Regions from separate parts of the Mus musculus genome. Here region 2 is linked to region 1. The links are chromatin loops, found by intact Hi-C in ENCODE. Cell type or tissue: left cerebral cortex. All regions are shown on one strand. Links, peaks and the distances in the headings refer to the core of each region. The heading gives the core; the rest is flanking DNA. Region 1 has its middle 91 kb from the start of Gm35496. Region 2 has its middle 140 kb from the start of Gm35496.

Region 1 (2,928 bases), core at 243-2,742:
GTCTAAGTTTTGACAGAGATCTGAACTTTTTATATTCTTCAAAGTTTCTAGAAAAAAAAGTTTGTTCCAAGTCTCAACTGACAGTATCTAATTAAGCTTTTTTTTCTCCTTAGCTAGCCTCAGGAAAGACATTTAAAAGATACAAGAGCAACAAATACAAAAGTACCCACTAATGACTGATAGATAATCACCTGTTTTGTCTTTGAAACCTCCATTCTGGAATTCCAGAGGATAATTTTCACCCCTTAAAAAGCAACATGTGTTATGTACTATTGTTTATAGGTGCCTGCTCACTAAGGAACAATGCAATTAATTGTTGTCCATCCCTTTATTTGGGCATCTGTGATCCATCTGTACAGCACACACAGACTCCAGCACAAATAATAATTCTGTGGCTTTCTCTTTTCTCAGATTTTTCTGTATTTTGGTCCATGCTTTCTTTTACCAAAAAAAAAAAAAAGTGCCTATGTCATATTTTAATCATACTGTTTAAGCCTAATTTATTAAAATTCTTATATAGGTTAAAAGGCTGACTTTACAAAGGCACCTGTATTCTTATTTTTAAGGAAAAAAATTGGCTAATTTAATTTAGGGTCTCACTAGTTCAGTATGAAAGAAGCGAAGTTGTCATCCATGCTAGAAATATACAAACATTTTTAGATCTATTTTCACCTATTTACTCTGTGTTGATTTGTTGGTAGGTATACTTGAACATTTCTAGTTGCCCTTTTTATTTTACTTTTCTTTGAGGGAGGATATGATAATGACAGCACAGTCTGTGAGCATTACAAGGACAATGCTTGGCAAAGGTACATGGAGGAACTTTTCAAAGTGTTCCTCTTGTCAGCAGTATCCTAGACAGTTGTAAGATGTTATGAAGGATTCATTAATAAAGTCTGCATGAAGTGGAATAGGCTTGATACTTTATAGATACCACGTACCCCATTTATCTGTGTTAACTGGCTGAAATCTTTTGTGCCTGGCTAGTGCATAATTAACATGTCACTATAAAACTGCTCAGCGTTTGGAAGAATAAATTCACATTCCATTAAATAAGGATCATCACCACTTTAATGGTCTGCATGTTGCATTTTAATAGCCGTATAAGTAACCAGAAAATTAAATAGGTCTTTTATCTAATATGCATTTTCACATTTAAGAGTACTCCTTGCAAAAGATAACTGGGTTGGCTGCAACTGATCAGGGTCCATTAATGTGAGATGGCTTGTGATGCAGTACATTTTCTAATACCCGGTGTGTGGAAATGTTATGCAAATTATTTGTAAATGTGAAACCCTCAAGAGCAAAGCTGCATTAACTGTTCCTATTGCGAAGGTACGGTCAATAATTCACAGCCATCAATAGCCGAACTGAAAATAAATTGTTTCTGTGCAGTTGCAAACTGCAGTAGAAATGGAAACAGCACCATCTTCTGGATTTCAGGAGCTTAGAGCGGCTCATGAACTGCTGCTGGTCGTTGCTTTCTTTGGTCAAAGTTCCAAATGATATTCAGAGTTGCATGTGAACGCTGTTGTAAAACACTTTACAGTCTGCTTTAAAATTCTAAAACATGAAGGTGTATATAGTTTCTAACTAAACTGTGCATGAATAAGACATAAGCATTTTTATGGTTTAAAGTTTTATATATTATTCTCAGTTACATCTTCCAGTACAATAAATGTGATATTTGACCTAGATTGTTTTAGTTCTTCATTGCCATTGCAAATTTATAAAAGTCTCAAAGTGAAATAATAAATAAAACAACCATTTTGGGGAAAAAGTAAAACAAATTATATATATATATATCGTCTATAAATACACCCACTGTGCTCCACTGTAATGCAAAGTGAATGAATAAATAAATAAATTCCACAAAAACAAATGCGAGAATGAGAAATTGGCTAAGACTTTCATAGTTAAGACCATAATTTAATCATCTTTTCTCACTAATCATTAGCTCTGAGGTGACGAGCTATTCAAATGTCAGTCTCCTTTACTGTCATCATAATCTTAGTGGAAATATGGATCTCATGAATATGACTTGTCAATACAAGTAGTACATTTAAGATACTTTTATTTTTCCTGTTATGAGAAAATCAGAAAGTTTGAGGACAGTGGATGAAGAAACAAGATCGAAGGTCTATTAAGCTTGGTACCATGAGAATGCTGAAGGAGGTGGAGATTTTCTACCCTGTGTCCTTCGTAAAATTCTACCTCGCCTCTGCTTTCTCTCCATGATGTGGCCCTCTAACTTTGTATTCCTCTTCTCCCGTCCTCAGTCCTGGCAGTCCTCTCCTTTATGGGTTACTTGGTATGCTCGATAACATAAGTCTCCTCAGCTACTGAACTCAAGCAGTACATTTTAGGCCAATCTAACCTGCGGCTTCTACTCTGTGTGGGCTGAATGGTCCAGGACAATTGTTGACCAATCATCAAACTCTGGTAGGTTCACACAAGACCCTAAACTTGATTCTTAATCTTCTTGATGTTTTCTTCTAATGCTTAGTTTTAACCAGCTTGCAACTATCGACATCCCCAAACCATTCCATGATACCAAAAGTAGGTTTTGGCATTCATTTTTCCCTTCTCTTTCTTCAAGGAAATTTGTTTCAGATGAGGTTGTAAAATAGGACTTGAGATGTCTCAGGGGTTAAGAGCTCATACTGTTCAAGAGAAGGCATGTTTTCGAATCTTTGAAGCCTCATATTCATGAGGACCACTAACATCAGTTAACTCCAGATCCACAGTGATCTAACACTTCTGGCTTCCATGGATGTCTGCCCTTATATGGATGAATCCACACACAGACACACACACTCATATACATGATTAAAATAAAATAAAGTTTAAGAAAGAAAAAAAAGCATAAAAACATCAGGTGTAAATATAAGGTAGTGTTGACTGAAATTATTTGCAATCATGATAATA
Region 2 (2,928 bases), core at 194-2,693, 240 kb before region 1:
GAACTCACACAATATGTACTCACTGATAAGTGGATATTAGCCCAGAACCTAGGATAACCAAGATATAAGATACAATTTGCTAAACACATGAAACTCAAGAAGAATGAAGACTGAAGTGTGGACACTATGCCCCTTCTTAGATTTGGGAACAAAACACCCATGGAAGGAGTTACAGAGACAAAGTTTGGAGCTGAGACTAAAGGATGGACCATATTCAGGGATCCATCCCATAATCAGCTTCCAAACGCTGACACCATTGCATACACTAGCAAGATTTTATCGAAAGGACCCAGATGTAGCTGTCTCTTGTGAGACTATGCCGGGGCCTAGCAAACACAGAAGTGGATGCTCACAGTCAGCTATTGGATTGATCACAGGGCTCCCAATGGAGGAGCTAGAGGAAGTACCCAAGGAGCTAAAGGGATCTGCAACCCTATAGGTGGAACAACATTTTGAACTAACCAGTACCCCGGAGCTCTTAACGGACATTTGTATGTGAAACTACTATCTGAATGCACAACAAAGTAATATTAACTTTTATACTGAAGCTTAAATTTTGACTGTGCTGACTAAATGAATATGCAGAGGTCACATTTCAGTACTCATTTCTGATACCAAATTCTCTAATTCCAAGTGTAATATTTTTTGGAATATGCACCATTTTACCTACAGAAGAGAAGATAGGACTGGTTATATGGAAGACACTCAGTAGTTTAAGAATGAGTGAGGGAGTAATTGCTTATAAACTTGTTTAAAATATGTTGTTTTGTGTTAATAATGTGATATATCTTATAAATGTGATTGTAAAACAAGTACCTAGCCTGATAGGTGACTTAGGTGAAGAGTAATTGTCTAGCCACTAGAAGCTATAGATTCAGCAATGTATAATTGCTAACAACAAAAGTCATCTCACTAAACTAATCTATTATGTGGAATCTTTAAGAAATAATGAGCACTTATAGTCAAAGCAATAACATAGCTCTAAAAAGGGTGTATATAGAAGCTGGCCACTTCAAAATTTTTTAAGTTCGTAGTAAAATGTTATCTCTTTGCTATCCTGAAGTCTTCCTTGCCAGTTTCTTCTCAACATATGTGAAGATTCAGGAGATTGCTCTTCTGAAATTCTTAAGAGATTGTCTGACATCTAGTGGGCACTCACTAAATACTTGCTTGCTAAGTTACATTACAAAACATAGAGGGAGATGAAGGAAGAGATCAGTCCCCACAAAATATAAACATCTTAAAATGTCTCTCAGGTAGAAGGAAGTGGTGGATGCTTTAGCAGCTTCTAAGGTAAACACCTGAAACATGGGTCCCTCCATGTGTACTCTTTGGTTGGTGATTTAGTCCCTGGGAGCTACTGGTGGTTCATATTGTTGTTTCTCCTAGGGGGCTGCAAACCACTTCATTGGGTCCTTTCTCTAACTCCTTCATTGGGGACCCTGTGCTCAGTCCAATGGTAGGCTGCGAAGATCCACTTCTGCATTTGTCAGGCACTGGTGGAGCCTTTCTGGAAACAGCTATATCAGGCTTCTCTCAGTAAGCACTCGTTGGCATCCAAATAAGTGTCTGGTGGGTGATTGTATATGGGATGCATCCCCAAGTGGGGTACTCACTCCTATGTATTTATTCTCTAGTTTTTAAAATTATCTAATTAAGTACAATTAGTGCTGCCCATATAAGCATGAGTGCAAAGGCTTCCACTGACTCATGGACAATCGACTGGGAGACACACTGCTGAAGAAACTCTTCCCCTAGCAGTCACCAATTGCCAGAAACTACTTAGTCAGGCATGGAGGATCCTCAGCCTCTCCCAACCATGCTGTTTTAATGGCTGACTCTTTCCAATGTCTTGTACAAGTTGCTGTAAGTTCATGGGCAGAAGAGACAAGCCACATCAGAAGGTAGTTTGCAGTATTCTCCTTGAACCTTTAACTGTAGGAATATTTTTGCTTATTCTTTTAGTAGTGTTTGACAAGCTTTTGTGGTTTATGTTTATAATGTTCCATTTGGGGACCAAGCATAGACTGTTTGTTTTTGGCTTTTTTTTTTCAAGTTGTTGGGCATTCAACTCCTTTTTTAAAATTTTCTCTGTCAACACTATCCAAACTAAAGTATCCTAATAGAAAATAAATCAATATATATAACTAAGTTTATCTCTGTTGTTCAAATTCTATGGCTATCCATTCTTCATAGTCTTAAAAAATGTGTACAGATGCAAGCATAAGTAATAAGAGCACTCTAATAGTAAGTTGAATGTATGCTAGTGTGTTTCTGAGAAATGATAAACTTCCTGATGTGTGATTCTATGACATGGATGAAACACTAGAGTATTAGAAATAAACATATAAATCAGATTTATGGGGAATTGATTTCCCTTCACACTAAAATACAAATTCGTGTGCTTTATCATTTGATGAAAGCATCAACTTCCAAGTTACAATCTGCAACCAGACTTTGCCTATTTTGTGGTTTTGCTTTGGTTTGGTTTGGTTTTTTCTGCCCTACTTCAATACCTTTCCACCCCTTCAAAAACCCTAACACTAGAAAAGAGATAAAAACTACTTTTTGCTGTTTAGGGGTATAGAGTTTCTTGGGGCATGTTTGGTCTTCACTGTCAGGATATCTAACTTGTTCTTCCTCTTTGTGCACTACTACTTTAAAAGCACAACCAACAGTAACCAACAGTAACTAACTATTAACAATCTGCCCTCCAGCTCTTGGGGCCTTAACATTTATATACCTTCTGCAAAGTACACAGAATTCTAAATGTCACACAAACTATATGGTGTGGGCAAAATCATGCCCCTGCTAGAGCATGAGGCAAATCATAAATAGCTGCCTAGGGAAATCTGAAGCATCCTGATATCCCACACCGGAAATTAAAACAAAAACATATTCTTAGAATATTTTTGTGTTTTTTTTTTA

What was found. Hi-C counts contacts between places; a loop is a spot of excess contacts. Peaks named below come from ENCODE experiments on the same cell type or tissue, not always from the same donor. Only the 100,000 strongest peaks of a DNase experiment are listed, where the experiment ranks them.
Region 2: a loop joins it to region 1, with 7 times the contacts of the local background. A loop is called at or near these places in 3 of 42 quality-filtered maps.

Annotation. Positions count from the first base shown.
Region 1 is chr15:19,275,218-19,278,145 of GRCm38, forward strand. No RefSeq gene overlaps it. Among named protein-coding and RNA genes, the nearest start is that of Gm35496, 91 kb to the left of the region's middle. In left cerebral cortex, for the core only: a CTCF peak has its summit at 1,427 (motif pointing left); a DNase peak (open chromatin) is centred at 1,352; H3K4me3 peaks cover 386 bases; H3K27ac peaks cover 223 bases.
Region 2 is chr15:19,039,137-19,042,064 of GRCm38, forward strand. No RefSeq gene overlaps it. Among named protein-coding and RNA genes, the nearest start is that of Gm35496, 140 kb to the right of the region's middle. In left cerebral cortex, for the core only: a CTCF peak has its summit at 1,162 (motif pointing left); a DNase peak (open chromatin) is centred at 1,140.